Regions from separate parts of the Mus musculus genome. Here region 1 is linked to region 2. The links are chromatin loops, found by intact Hi-C in ENCODE. Cell type or tissue: heart. All regions are shown on one strand.

What was found. Hi-C counts contacts between places; a loop is a spot of excess contacts. Peaks named below come from ENCODE experiments on the same cell type or tissue, not always from the same donor. Only the 100,000 strongest peaks of a DNase experiment are listed, where the experiment ranks them.
Region 1: a loop joins it to region 2, with 1.9 times the contacts of the local background. A loop is called at or near these places in 5 of 42 quality-filtered maps.

What each region holds. Positions count from the first base shown.
Region 1 is chr12:73,978,261-73,986,260 of GRCm38, forward strand. It overlaps Snapc1 (small nuclear RNA activating complex, polypeptide 1), which reads left to right. Exons shown (of 10, transcript NM_178392.5): 9 at 4,218-4,319; 10 at 5,603-8,000. The coding sequence ends at 5,637. Among named protein-coding and RNA genes, the nearest start is that of Syt16, 16 kb to the right of the region's middle. In heart, no CTCF peak of the experiment used is centred here; a DNase peak (open chromatin) is centred at 4,481.
Region 2 is chr12:73,928,347-73,936,346 of GRCm38, forward strand. It overlaps Hif1a (hypoxia inducible factor 1, alpha subunit), which reads left to right. Exons shown (of 15, transcript NM_010431.2): 5 at 2,311-2,423; 6 at 3,928-4,130; 7 at 7,844-7,950. Gm15283 (a long non-coding RNA gene) reads right to left here. Exons shown (of 2, transcript XR_381691.3): 2 at 6,378-6,666. Among named protein-coding and RNA genes, the nearest start is that of Gm15283, 20 kb to the right of the region's middle. In heart, a CTCF peak has its summit at 3,100 (motif pointing right); no DNase peak of the experiment used is centred here.

The DNA of each region.
Region 1 (8,000 bases), 50 kb after region 2:
TCCTTCCACCAAGGTCAGTAGATTCTTAGGCCTTCGCCCTGAGCCTCAGGTGCACCTCCTCTTACCGTTCCATGCCTCAGCAGGCTGGGAATCTGCCAACAGACCCTGACCGCCTTGACTCTGTCTGGCTGACTTCTCTTTTTTTCTCTCTCTCTGCTTCAGAGAAATAGACAAACTTTTTATTCTGCTTTTAGAAACAGGCATATTTGAGAGTCAGCTAGTTCCTCCACTGCCCTTAGCATTTTCCTGTCTAATGTCAACTGTTTACCCAGTCACTAGCCAAAAGATATTTAGGCTGTTGGCATTTTCTGCAGTTGTGAAAAAAGCCATTATAGTTTTTATGTAAAACTTTCCTATAAACCTAAGTCATGTGATCCAGAAATCCCACATCCTGGGTAAATACAAAACTGCCACTTTTTCAGTGTGACTATATGTTGTGTGACAACACATCTACTTACCAAAGATGACAGGGGTCCAGTGACAGACCAAACAAAGTATGGATACCAAAGTCCAACTTGGTAAGCCAGTGAGTTTTGTCAGGGTTATTTATAGGAACAAAAATGACTCAAAGACAGCTACATCACCGAAGCTCACCTCAGCATGGGTGACAGCTCACGGAGTTGGGAGCCTAGAACAACTGTACAGCCTGCGATCAGCTCAACAGGTTGGAGAGTGTCCTTTTCAGGTGATACTGGTCTAAACCTCTCCTAGACAGCCCAGCTGGTTTCTGCTTCTTCCAGGTAGCTGGTCTAGTCTGAGTCTTGGTAGCTCAGTTTGTCGGAGAGTCTTCTTTGAAGCTTGGCTTCCCTTCCTCTGAGAGAGACTCTCAGCTTGTATTCCTTACTCCGGCAGGAAAGGGCCTAGTGAATCTGGTCTGTTTCAGGGGCTTCCTGAAGCTGTTTTGGGGCTGTGTACTTCCCTACTTTTAGAGCTTCCCTGCAGGATAGGAAGTTTCCATCTCACAGGGAACTGTTACACAACACTACCAATTCAGTCCTCTCCAGAAATGGCCAGTCTCTACTTGGTTCCAGAGTCAGCAGCTTTGGCTATTACAGTGTTTGTTTCTTCTCATAACCACTCAGGGTATAATACAGGGTCAGTTTGTTCCCAGTTGACTTTCCTTAATGACTATAGAGGTGTGTGCTTATGAGTCCCTCACCCCACATTTTTTTAACAAAAAACTTAGAATTTCTTTTATGTTATGTGTATAGGTATTTTGCCTTCATCTGTTCCATATGTGTGCAGTGCCTGCGAAGGCTGGAAGAGGGCATCAGGTTCCTGGAGCTAAGGATGGTTGTGAGCCTTTCTGTGGGGCCTGGGAACTGACTGGACACTGGAAGAGCAGTCCATGCTCCCCCGATCAGTTGAGTGGGTACTCACCATTGAATAGCGAGATACAGATGCTGCCCAGATAGAGACCTTTATCAGTAATCAGGATTTTATTTTGCATTTTTTTCCAGGATGTAGCTCAATTTCTTTCTCTCTCTCGCTCTCGCTCTCTCATGCTCATGCTCTCTCTCTCTCTCTCTCTCGCTCTCTCATGCTCGTGCTCTCTCTCTCTCTCTCTCCTTACAAAGATAAGTGTTTTAGTGGTCATGACAGTGCATGCCATTAATCCTTACAGTGCTAAGGAATCAGAGGTACAAAGGTTACTATGAGTTCCGGGCCAAACAGTGTTACATAGTTAGACTCTGTCTCAAGGGGGAAAAAAGGGAGAATTGAACTTTTCTTGTCATGATTTGTTTTGTTTTTGAGAAGACAGGGACTCCTGTAGCCCAAGCTTACCTTGGCTGTCTGTAGATACAGATGCCTTAAAACCCCTGAACCCCCTGCCTCCACCTCCCAAGTGCTGGTACTGCATACACACATTACCACATTGCCTTAAGAATTGTGGTGGCGCACGCCTTTAATCCCAGCACTTGGGAGGCAGAGGCAGGTGGATTTCTTGAGTCCGAAGCCACCCTGGTCTACAGGGTGAGTTCCAGGACAGCCAGGGCTACACAGAGAAACCCTGTCTTGGAAAAAAAAAAAAAAAGAATTGTAATTTTGAAGAAGTGCAATCTACCGTTTTTTATTTTATGATTTATGCTTTTTGTATTATATGTAAAAAATCTTATTTGAAAACAGGTTTTCAATGTTTTCTCCTACACGTTTTGTAACTTTAAACATTACTTTGATGTCTATGACACATTTGAATCATTTTGTTATATATGCAGGTGGAGGTGGTTTTTTTGACTATGGATGTGAAATTGTATTAACATCATTTAAGACTACCCTTTCTTCTTTTTCCAAATTGCCTTTACATATTTTTTGGAAATAAACCCATTGAGATGACCCAATTAGCCAGCCCTCATGGCCATCAGTTTAAGATTCTTATCCCATGGCGTCTCCTCTCTCCATCTTTCCCTCTCCTCATGGTTCTTTGACCTGGGCACCCCAAGCCCCACCCATCTCAATTCTGCCTAGCTATAGGCTGTGGGCATCATTACTCACCAGTCAGGAATAACTTTTGGGGAGGGTCACATAGCATTTGGGTCTACTTGCAGACTCTCTGATCTCTGGGGGCAATCAGGCCTTAGTGGCCCATATTTAGCGTTACAATACAAGTGACATCAGCCCACTGCATATCTACATGATGGATATGTGTGGGTGAGTCTAAGAGTACTTTGTACTTATTTAAAAAAACAAAAACAAAAAACAAAAACACTAGTGGGGCTGGAGAGGTGTCTCAGTGTTTAGCATTACTGGCTCTTCTGTAAGACTCAGGTTCAATTCCCAGCATCCACATGATGGCAGACACCCAGCATAGGACTTGAAAAGGGCAGTGTTTGGGATGTATAGAGTGAGGCCCATGCTAGTTCACATGTAAACAATGTTAACTTTTAGTCATTTTGAAAAAACATGTTGAGGATTGTATCACTGCTAAACTTCAAGTGTAGAATCAGTAGCCTAGGTTTCATTCAGTAGGCAGAGGGGAAGTATATGAAATACTGAGCAAGAAAGTGACATGGCTAGAGTTTTCCTTGAAACCCAGGGACAACGTGGTAGGTAGGAGTAACAGACTACAGTGGGCTGCTTTGGTGTCTCCCAGTCAGGAGTGGTGAATAACAGCCTCGCCTGTAGGCACTAGAGGGCACCTGACATGCAAATGAGCACAGAGACTGATGGGAGGAGACAAGCATGAAGGGCATTTCGGCATACAGGAGGAGGATGCTGGGTAAATGCTGGGCAAGTCTGGGTGGCAGGTTGTAGATTTAATGTGGGGGGATGTTTGCTCAATCTGCCTGACTAGATTCAATTCCTGTAATGTCTGTCTGTCCTTGAACTTCCAGTCCTCCTGCCTCCATCTCACTAGTGCTGGGGACTATAGGTGCTGGGTATTGAACACAGAACCTGAGCATGTTAAGGTTAGCGCTACTGACTTAGCTACATCCCAGCCCAACTCCAGCGTTTTTGAAAATGGAAATTCACGGGCAGATAGTACTAAAGAAGGATGTGAGCTTGTGTCTTGTATAGCTAAAGAAAAGGTGTTTGTATTCAAAATAATAAAATGGAAATCTGTTCAACTTTCAGTTATAAAGTTGAAATAACCCACATGATTAAGTCCCTCTAGACGCCCTGTTTTATGTAGTAACAATCAAATAAGGCATCTCTCCTAACTTTTGTATCTTCTCATTCTCTCTATTTTGCCCAATAAAAGAATAGTTTTCAAAGCAGAGGAGGGTTTTGTTGTTGTTTTTGTAGGTACAGGGTTTCAAAACATATTTCAGGTTAACCTGGAACTTGCTTTGTGGCCCAGTTAGATCTTAGACTTGTAATCTTCTTGCTTCCGCTTCTTGAGTGCTGTGGTTGGTCCGTCTGATTGTCTGCCTGCCTGCATTTTATTTTAATTAATTAATTGATTAATTAATTAATTGAGGCTGGATCTCATGGTAGCCCAGGCTGTCCTCTGAGTGCTGAGGTTATAGGTGTATGCAGCTACGCCCAGGGACACATGTATCTTAAAACTTAAAAGATTAGACAGATGGAGAGAGGGATCATTTAAGGCTGAGATAGTCATGTGGAGCCTTGGTAAGCTAATTAGAAAATAAACATTTAAAGGATTTCTAGTCTAGAATGCATAATTACGTTGCTATAATTTCAGTGTTAAAACATCTAAGATCAGCATTCCTTGTTTCTGTATACAGTCATTTCTCACTATGTCTAAATATTCCTAGGTAACGCTCCGAATGAACGTAAGGAAGAGAAGTCGTTACACCTGAGTATGCCTATTATTACAGAGGAGGAGGAGGAGGACATGGGTGGCGTCAGAAAAGCAGGTACCCGTGCATCTTTTTAGCTCCTGCATCGACTTAGGCTATTTCCTCCCTAGGACAGGACTCATTCTTCCGACCCTCGTCTTTGGCCTGTTGGAGCTTGTCAGTGTTGTCCTGGTAACCATGGACTCACTCCACAGCCTGCAAGCAGTGATGCAGTATCCGGATGTGGACGCCTGCCAGGAATTCTGCTGGTGTGACCGCCCGCCCGCCTGCCCGAGAAGCTGCTTGCAGGCCTCTGCCCGGCTGTGCTCTCCGTCCTGGATGCTCTTCTTCTAGGAATCTGTTTTCTTTTTCTTCTGACGCCCCTCTCCCCATTTCCTTTCTACTTTTCATTGATGAGGACTATTTCTCTATCATGTCTTCCTAAGGTTGTGTTTCTGTGTATTGTATTTAATGATGGTTATTTGTGTGATAGTTACTGCATTTAGCTGTGAGAGCCAGAAGGATCAGAATACTTGCGTGTGTGTTGTGTTTCTAGGTTTCACTGTCGTGGAATCAGACTCTTCACTTTCTCTTTGCACGAGCCTAGACAGTTCAGTGTTGCTGCCCTGGGGTCGTGCTAGTTGTATGGAAGGCAGGCATATGGAATTCAAGCGGAGTAATTGTGAAGGAGGGTTCAGGGTGAGTGAGGTCTCCTCTCATCGGCATCTCAGTAAGACTGGAGTCCTGTCGTCTCTTTGGAGGTCAGAGGCTCTCAACTGCAGTTTCATTTGAGGAAATTCCGCATGTGTGTCAGCAATGATTTATTTTTTCTCTTAAATTGTAAGTTAGCAATCATTTCCGTCTAATTTTTCTTAAGTATTGAGATACTTGGGTCACTGGGCGTGGTGGCACACACCTATAACTTTAGCACTTGGAGGAGGTCCACTTTGAGGACGGCCTGGGCGCTATACTCTGAGATCAAGTCTCAATAAACAAACCTTTAATCCTAGCGTTCAGGAAGCTGAAACAGGAGGATTACAAGTGTGAGGACTAACTGGGTCACATAGCAAGTTCTAGCCCAACCTGAACCATGTTGTAGCTTTTATTATATATGTATCTTTACATTTTAATATATATTATGCATTTTAATGTCTGTGTGTGCGTGGTGTGTGTGTGTGTGCGTGCGTGTGTGAGTGCGCATTATTTATCTACCTGTTTCCTTCTTGGGTCTTGGCTGTGGGACATTATTGGTTGGGTTAGTCTGTTTTAAATATATGCAGGTAAAATGTGTATTATTATATAAACCTTTCATTTAGATGTCAGTATTTTAATCCATGGAGTTCTTAACCTTGTATCCACAGAGTTCACTGCGCCCAAGAGGAAGAGAAAATGCTGAACCGGGAGGCTGGTGGAGTTTTAAATTTTGAGCTTTCCAACAGAAGAAAGGTGTCATGTGTTCTAAGCAGGAAGTAGCCAGTGAAGACTGGATCTGAGAACAAGCTCATTTCTGTGAGATGGAAGAGCATGCCATAGGCCAAGAGTTGAGTAAAGGTTTACTCTGAAGATTAATTTTAACATTTTTGTTAATATTGCAATTTTAACAAATTACATTGTAGTTTGTTACAGAATAGATTGTAAATGTGTTAAACTTGTTAGACTTGTTAGGGGTCTGTATGAGTGGAGATAGAGTTTCTATTGCCTTCAGAATGTAATAGAAAGAATTACATATTTGTGAGTTAGTACTCTTTCCTGAAAGTTTTTGTGCTGTACTAATGCATTTATATATAAATGATTCATACCTGTCACCTAGCAACGGATTTGGCTGGGGTTTTTGTTGAATATTTTGTGTGTTATGGTTAAGTGCAATAAAAATTTTGCCCCCTTGTTTTATCTTCTAGTGTGTGAAATTTTCATGGCCAATAACTTGACTGATACCTTAGTAAGTTACGGCTGCCTTCGTGCTTACGATGTACCCTTACTTCCTCATTGATTTGGACAGGGTCTGCCTGTGTATGCTAGGCTGGCCTTGAACTCTCCATGCGAGTACTGCCTTGCTCGGCCTCCCCACTGCTGGGATTATAGATAATGCACCGCCGGGCCTCACTCCTTACCCTCTGTAGTATTTGCTTTAAAGTTCCCATTGGTCTACTGTATATGAATGCATAGGTACCTGTGTGTGTGTCCTTGTCTACACATAAGATTAATTAATACACTGTTTAATGCTTATGTACTGTCTAATAGGCCCATAGGAGCAGTCATGTAGATTCTGAAACGTGTCTTTGACACAGAACTTTTGTAAATCACAGAAAAGATGTCTCTAGTCACGTGTGTGCTGCTGTTTTAATTTCACACCCCTGGAGTTTTAAGTGGAGATGGCTTTAGCTGTGCTTGAAAGCTGCCAACACACGGCCTCTGTGTTGTGAGGCTAATGCAGCCTGACATATAGTTAATTATTAAGGCTCAAAGGCTGGCTTGAAGAGGTAATTTCCAAGTCTGATATGATTGAAAATGTATATCTTAGGTATGTAATATGTTAAGACCAAAATACTGATGTTGGCTTGGATAATACTTGACATCGTTATCCTGTTAGCTACTAAAAAGCAGTTGTTTCCTGTGTCTGACTTCAGCTCTGTCCGATAATGGGTTGGACATTACAGTGTGAACATGGGCCAGAGCTGCTGGGCTGCAACACCAGAGCTTGGTTAGTAATATGTAGCTGAGTGGATTAGCATTGTACAGCTGAAACGCTATGTACCTGAGTCGTAATCTATTTTTCACAAAGCGCTTATAAAAGACCATGGTGTCATTTCACAGACAAAGGGATGGTGAGTAGCAAACAGTGTTGTCATAGTAACCGAAAGTTTGTGTTTGCCCAGCTCCCTGAGTTGATCAGGCTAACCTGTGGTTCACTCCACAGCTGAAGGGAACCCTCATTACCTTGTGTCAATTTTAATTAGGTATAATGAATACCATCTTCTCAGACTACCTTGGGTATAGTGAAAGACTGGTACCTCTGTCTGTTTATCTGTCTACTTACGTGTCTACCTATGTCTTGAGAAAATACCTTAAAAACAAACTTTGCACTGAAAGTTACTTTTATTTTTCTCAGGTTAGCTTTGGAAAATAACTGTAGTTACTAATGCCTTCCTTACCCTTCATTCTTGAATTAAATTACAGTTTGAAGAAGGCTTACTTTTTAAATGGCTTAGAAAGAACTCTGTGGGTGTTAAAACTATTCACATTTTCATTTATCTTTTGAGCGACTATGTAGTAATTTTCATTGCACATTTTTCTTATTCTCTGTGTTAATATAAATGTCAAAGCCCAGACTTGAGGTTGTATAATCCCTTTTATGTGATATTTTTAAATGTCTGAATTATTCATTCTACTGTGCTGTGTATTACAGGTCTGAATTTTTAAGAGACATTCAAGCAGGCTCCTTTCAGTTGCAAGAAACAAAAGCATACTCCCACTATCGTAAATGCTGGGAGCTTACTGGAAGATTATGGTTAAATAAGTAAGGCACTCATCAAAGACAGCTTCCTCAAGGGTTTGGGAATTAGCTATAGGCCTCTCTTAACACCAAATGATGCTCTTAGCTAGGGTGGAGATCCAAATCAGTTGTGTCCCATGTACCAGAGGGCATGGCAGATGACAGAGAAGGACCCATCTGTGGCAGCTTTCCTCAGCAAAGGTGAGAAAGGTCAGGCCTTTACAGTCTCACGGGTTTCTCAGTGTAGTCGTGGTTTGACAAAATGC
Region 2 (8,000 bases):
TCAGATATTGTTTCTAATTTTATTTTTTTGGTAATGTACTGATTTAAGAGAGAATGTTATTTCACATTTAATGTTAATACTGTTCTTTGTTAAAGCTGTTATTCTACATTTTAGAAAACTCACAAGTTTTTAAAACTCATTGAATTAATAAGTAGTTACATGAATTAATAAGTAATTACATACACGAGTAGAAAAAAAGGAAAGATAATTAAAAGACCAAGACAATTATAAGTAGAAATGCAGTATTAAGGCAAGAAGTTATAATACAAATGACAGGTAATAAGATTTTCGATGATGACTGAATACACAGTGACAGTTTGGGTTCAGGCTTTTTTAATGTCCTAAAGAAGCAGGATTGGGGGGTGGCCAAGATTTTAAGAGCACAAAGATGCTTTAACTTCTAAGGATGTTTTCAATAACTTGAGACTGTAATTGGAAGGATGATGTTGTGTTGGACCACATGTGGTTGTACACACCTTTAATCCTAGCACTTAGGAGGCAGATATAGGCAGATCTCTTGATTTCCAGGCCAGCCTGGTTTATGTAACTAGTTTCAAGCCAGGTAAGGCTACAGAGTGAGACCCTGTCTCAAAAAGAGAAGTAAGAGAAGGGCTGAAGAGATGGCTCAGTGGTTAGGGCCACTGACTGTTCTTCGGGAGGGGGGACCCCACTTCAAATTCACATCCTCATGGCAGCTCACAATGGTCTGTTACTCCAAGATCTGACACACTCCCATAGACATGCAAGCAAAATTCTGCACATAAAATAAAAGTAAATTTTTTTAAAAAGTTGCAAGAGAGTTCTGTGAAGTACTTGTTGAATTACAGAGACTTAACAGTTAATTTTTTTAAAATAGTAATTTATAAACAGAGTATACTGGTCTCTCTTTCTTAATTCCCTCTGTCAGGACCTAGTCTCTGTTCTTTGAAAGCAGTCTTATTAAGTCTTGACTACTTTGCATTGTATTGCTATTGACCCTACTGTATTATGTATTACATGCTTAATAGCATTGCATCTAATTATTGATCTCTGCATCACTCTAAGTATACACACTCGGTTCTAAATAATGGATATTTTGTGTTTGTTTGTTTTTTCCCTAATACTTCCATTTTATATACCTTAAAATGTATCCATTTGATAAATGTCCATGATTTTTTTAGATATTCATAGAAATGGCCTAACCACCATCATACCTCTAATTTTATTTTTTAAAATTGTCTTGTTTTATTGTATGTTTGTTTGTTTTGAGACAGGGTTTCACTATGTAACCCTGGCTGGCTTAGGACTCCAAGTAGACCAAGTTGTTCTTGAACTCATAGAGGGCTACCTACCTCTGCCTCCCAAATGCTGGGATTAGAGGCATGTACCATTACACTCAGCCATTTTAGAAAATGTCATTGCCTCAAAAAAGAAGTTCTATATCTATCTAATCCACTTTCTCTGAGCATTTCAAATAAGTAAAACATTTGTTTTGAACCAGACTAAGCAATAAAAAAGGAAATCAAGATGTTGTTTCAGAGTCATCTAAATGTAATCTAATTTTTTAGTTATGAGGTTTGACATTAAGATTAAATTAGACGTGAATTGATTTTCCTCTGCTTTATTTCTGTGGCTTTTTTGTTGTTGTTCTGGGTGTCAAAGCCAGGCCTACATGTATGTACTAAGGGAGTCCTCGTCCATTGAGCTACATTCCCAGTCCCTATTCCTGTGACTTTAAATTGTAAACAGGTCTCATATGTAGCTCAGGTCGGCCATCTCCATCCTCCTCCTTCAGCCTCCCTAGTGCTGAGAGTATTGGTATGTACCATCATGGCTGATTTCTGTAACTTCTGATAGAACATTCTGTCTGGCTTTCATACTCAGATGCTATTTACTTACAAAAGGTAAGTTGGCATTTTTAAAGTTCTGTAAACACGTTGCTGCTTATTCAAAATTGAGTTATCACAGTTGGTAAAAGACATGAAGTATTTACACAAGTTCTTTTGAAGGGGACATACTTGTATACTGACAGACATTTATAGGGTACACTTACACCATTTTCTTATTTTCTTTACTTGGACCAAACTCACCAGCACAGATGAATAATTAATCCTGTGAAGTGTGGACTCTCCTCCCACAGTCCAGGGAGTCACTGCCGTCTTACACACACTCTCCCTGGATGGAGCTGTCAGACCTACTGACATGCTGGAGTAGGTGAAGAGGGAGCAAATCATGGTTGTGTTAATGCTGAGAGCCTTGCTTTGATGCTCTCATCCTAACAAATTTCTATGTTTAGCTGTGACTTAAAACTCGGTTTCTTGCTTTCGTTAGGCCCAGTGAGAAAAGGGAAAGAACTAAACACACAGCGGAGCTTTTTTCTCAGAATGAAGTGCACCCTAACAAGCCGGGGGAGGACGATGAACATCAAGTCAGCAACGTGGAAGGTACGCAAGCTGAGCGTGCACTTGATTATAGATAAATAAACCTATACACATACATGCTAGTATCAAGAGCTTTCACTAGGAGTGCTGAAAGTCAGCTGACCCTAGCACTTGGGAAGCAGAAGATCATCTGCTACAGATTTGAAGGCAGCCTTGTCCTCACAGCAAGTTCCAGGCCAGCCAGGGGAACACAAGCCTTACCTCAGAAAACAAAACAAACAAAAGAGTTTTGCTTAGAGTTATGAGGGGAATGGAGAAAGTGCTTAGTAATTAAGAGCACTTGCTTGCCAAGTACCTGGCTTTGGTGCTCAGCACCCATGTGTCAGTTCACTGTCACCTGTAACTCCAGTTCCAGGAAATCATCCAGTATCCTCTCCTGACCTCATCAGGCACCAGGTACACACACAGTGCACACACATACATGCAGATAGAGCACTTACCCACATAAAATAAAAATCAATTTCAAAATAGACTTACGAGGGAAAAGTATAATTATTCCCTTTTGCATATTTGCATTTATATTCAGTATATGTAATCTCCATTAAAGACAGTATAATAATCTGACAGTTTGAGATATATAAACACAAATTATTGGAAATACGATATTTCTTTTTTTTAAAAAAATATATACATACATTTATTTATTTATTTATATGTGAGTACACTGTAGCTGTCTCCAAATGCACCAGTAGAGGGCGTCAGATCTCATTACGGGTGGTTGTGAGCCACCATGTGGTTGCTGGAAATTGAACTCAACGACCTTTGGAAGAGCAGTCGGTGCTCTTACCCACTGAGCCATCTCTCCAGCCCACAATATTTCTATACTAAGCTAACTTATCAGTTGGCTTTGCCAACTAGTATTTAAATCCTAATATAAGTATAATTTTCTATCTCAGTTTCCTTTTTTTGTTCAGTGTTGAACCATAGTCACCAGAGCAAAATCAACTATAATGACCAGATTAGTGAAGAAGGAAAGATAGTCTAGACTTAATACAAGACTTAAATATTTTTCATTGTGTGTGTGTGTGTGTGTGTGTGTGCACGTGTGTGTTTTAGTGTTTTAGTTGGTTGCATGTAAGCATACCATGTGTTTACAGAGGCCAAAAGAAGGCATTTGATCCATATTCTGGATTATAAGTGATCCCTAGTTTCTATTTTATGTGCATGAATGTTTTGCCTCCATGTATATCAGGGCATGCATGCCTGGTGCCTGAAGAAATGAGAAGGTGTCAGATCCTCTGGAAATAGGGTTACAAATGGTTGTAAGCTGCCTTGTGAGTGCTAGGAATCAGATCTAGGTCCTCTGGGAAAAGCAGTCAGTAAGCTTAACCACTGTCTCATCTCTAGCACCCTACCTTCACAATGTTGTGGGGTTGTTTTGTTTTGTTTTGTTTTGTTTTAGAATACCTCATTATCTCATAATGTCTTAACTGCTATGCCATCTTTCCAGCTCCCCTTACCTCTTTCTATTTTAAAAAGGTAACTTTATTTTCTTACTCATATTCAGGTGCTTCACTGCACGGGCCATATTCATGTCTATGATACCAACAGTAACCAACCTCAGTGTGGGTACAAGAAACCACCCATGACGTGCTTGGTGCTGATTTGTGAACCCATTCCTCATCCGTCAAATATTGAAATTCCTTTAGATAGCAAGACATTTCTCAGTCGACACAGCCTCGATATGAAATTTTCTTACTGTGATGAAAGGTAAATGAACTATTTTATATTTTTAAAATTTAGATTTTTTGTAGCCTTTTCATATCACTATAATAAAAACTTAATTGATATGTCCATGAAGCTAAATATGAAGATGCATCCTAGAACCCAAAAATGTAAGATTAGCTTTTATACTATAAATACTGTATTTAGCTATTATACAAAATCTATTAAGATGAAATTCTTGACTACATCTAGTGGCATCCTCCTGTAATCTTAGCTATGAGGAGACTGAGACAGGAGGAGGGTAATTTCCAAGTCAGAGGTGGATCACTTGTCCTACATGCAAAAGGCACTGACTTCTTGCTGTGGTACTGCAAGCAGTGAACACAAAAGTCATGAAGTTCTTTTGTTTGAGGGAATTTTGCTTAAATTCAGAAAGTAAGTTTTAAAGATAAATAGTTTATGTAGAGTAGGCAACAGTTTTGGTCTGTAACCCACATGTTCTTCTTGAGCATCATCAACTCCACCCTTGGTTCCTGTCACCATTTCCCTAATCTGTTACTACTTGTGTGTAATTGTCAACTTGATGTTTCTGCCTACACCATTTTCTTAATAATGAAATAAATACTCCTGTTACTAAACTACTCTACTGCTCCCAGACAGCCTAAGTTACTGCACCTCTTGTGATCCCTAATGTTGTTGACACAGCACTGTTGAAACCTGACTGTAACTTTACTACATACTACACTTAGTAGTAGTTTGTAGTAAATATTATAAATGTACTGTCAGCTGGGCGTGGTGGCGCACGCCTTTAATCTCAGCACTCGGGAGGCAGAGGCAGGTGGATTTCTGAGTTCGAGGCCGGTATGGTCTACAAAGTGAGTTCCAGGACATTCAGGGCTACACAGAGAAACCCTGTCTCGAAAAACCAAAATATAAAATAAAATAAATGCACTGTCTCTCCCATCGTTCTATCTACCTTGTGCTCCTGTCATTAAATTCTTTATTTCATTCCCTTTGGCCTGAATTGTTACCATAAACTCCTAAGCTGCATTTCTACCAACGGATTTGTACCTTTTTACTTGTACGTCCACTGTATCCAAAGGGGGCTTCCCAAGGTGAGGATCAGATTGTGCCCTTCTCTTAGAAATACATCAGTTGCTTCTTGTAGTACTGTAAGTGGGAAGATTTATTTGTCAAAAGATAGCTGTACATTCTGGGTGTGGTGTTGTATGTCAGTGATCTTAACACTTGGGAATTGAGACAAAGCTGACCTAAAACTACATATGAATGCCTGCCTGTCTGTCTCAAATAAATAAAATTTAAAATAGGTATATATTTTAAAAGCTGAAAGTAAAACAGACTTGTGCAGTTAAATCTAAATGTATTAAAATGTCAAGGAAAGGTATTTACAGTCTAGTCCCTTCTCAGTTCACCAAATTAATCAGGAGTTGGGAGAATCACCGATCTGGATATGGTTCCAGCCACTCATTACAAAGAGTTTCATGTTCTTTTTTAATGTCTTGTGCCTTTGCACACACTGTAAAAGGATGCCTAAGAGCATCTTAGGCAACATCCCTTGCACATGCTTCTGTCAGTGTTTATTCTGCTGCTGTCTTACTGGTCCTTTTTTCTGCAAGCAGTATAGCCTGTTATTAGAGGCAGATGTTCTGTAGCCAACTGAAATTCTGACACTGGCACCTAGATAACGATGAGCACATCAGTCCTTTTATGGTATCACTTTCCTGTTTGTTTATTTGGTTAGTTTTTGGTTTTTTAAGACAGAGTCTACACAGCCCTGGGTGTTCTGAAACTTACCCTGTAGACCAAGATGGCCTCCAGCTCACAGAGATCCATCCACCTGTCTATACCAAGAGCTGATGTCTAAACTTCTAATATCAAGACTATCCGCAAATAGCTGTTTATTGTACTTAGTAATGTAAGATATAATCATTTGGCACATATATTTTGAGTATTTACTGTGTTCATAGAAATGATGATTCTTCCCCTTAAGATGTGGACAAATGCCATACTATATAGTTGCTTTAGAACACAAGTTTTCTAATCTAATAAGAACAACCTTTGTAAGAATTGGAGAAGCGACTGGTACAGTGCTCACAGAGTGTGCAAGGCCTGGGGATCAGTACTCAGCATGGAAACAACTCATTTTCTGGGTCTCTTACCCTCTTTTGGTACTGACTTTCTATGTAGTTCTCTAAACTTTAGTCTGTTTCCTCTTGCTTCCCCCAACATACATGAAATCAGTCTGCCAGGAAACTGTCTGGTATTTCTATCTTGATTTCTCAATGTCCTTTAATAGTCAACATTCCTCAGTTTGAGAAATACTGGTTGATATGTGGTTGAGTCAAAACGTCCTGAGTCTCAGTATACAAAATCTTCATTTATCTGATCCTCTTGCCTGCATCTCTTGAATTCTTTCTCTCCACTTGCCTGTACTAGTCAGGTTTGGTAGCAGGTGCCTTTACCTGCTGGCCCTAGATATTAGAAATGTCATGTAAGATTTTCATAATTAGGCAGTTTTTTCCATATCTTCATTCTGAGGGGTTATGGATGCAAGAAGTTCCTAGAAAGAAAGAGAAAAAATTGAACCAGAAAGTCTAGCATGCAGAAGACCCTAGGATCCATCACTCAGTACCAGCACAAGGGGGAGGGGGTAGGGAGGGATTTTCTTTAGTATTTTTGAGTCCCTAGATTCTGCCCCTATTACCATTCTTGAATAGAGGGGAAAACAAATATTTTTAAAGCAGTTTCTTTTCATTTGTAGTGCTGCCGTCTATGTTAATGTGTCTTGGTCCCTTTGTGAAGAAGTGCTAGTTTATGTTTTAAAAAATCTGTTTTGTTGGTTTTAGAGTAAATAGCAGATCTTAAACTGGGACAAAACAAACTATATTATTTAACAAACTGTATGAGCATACCTTGCTTATGCCTATTCTCTGATTAGGTGTTTTCTGTTTTGCTTATATTTTGGATAAAAGATGTAAGTATCTTTTACCAGCACCTCAGTTTAAAAAAGAAAAAAAAAGTCCCTTGAATTCTAAGCCTAGCAGTCTCACCCTTGCTTCATGTTTGTTCCCAGAAAGGCTTTAGAGGAAAACAGTTGCAGTTGGCGTAGTATATCAAGCACAGCTTTGCCTTCCTCATAAAGTGTGTCTTCATGGCTTCCTGCAGGCTCATGCAGAATCAGCTTGAGTGCCCTCCCTAAAGGAACTGCCAGGGACCAGACAGGCTATGGAATTAGATTCCAGCCCATACTCGATTAGATGCTGTTCTTTCATCTGAAATAAATTCTCATAAAATTAATATTAAAGCCAAGTAAAAATATTTATCCTCTAAAAAATGACAAAGGTTATTCCTTTACTTTCTACTTAGTATGAATATCCTTGGCTTAATGATAGTGGAGCTTTTAAAGTGAGGCCTTGCCAATGGGCCTAAAAATTGTAAGGTAAACAATTTAGCTCTATGAAAAATACTGCTAGCAATTTAAACTGTATTTGTGACTGTCTTTGGAACTTTTGTCATTTCATTTAGCATTATCAATATTTAATAATATCCTGCGTTAATAGTAACAGTATGTATAATAAAATATTTTTTAAAGATAGGTCATTATTTTGAGTTGAAAGGATAAGAATCAAGGATGAATCTAAATGACACAGAAAGTCTGGCTATTATACTAAATATAGAATTGTTAAGGGTGAATTTTAAATTTATTAAGTGAGGAATAATGTTTTGTTTTGTAACAGAATTACTGAGTTGATGGGTTATGAGCCGGAAGAACTTTTGGGCCGCTCAATTTATGAATATTATCATGCTTTGGATTCTGATCATCTGACCAAAACTCACCATGATAGTAAGTACAATAGAAGAACTCAAGGAGGGGGCTGGAGAGATGGCTCAGTG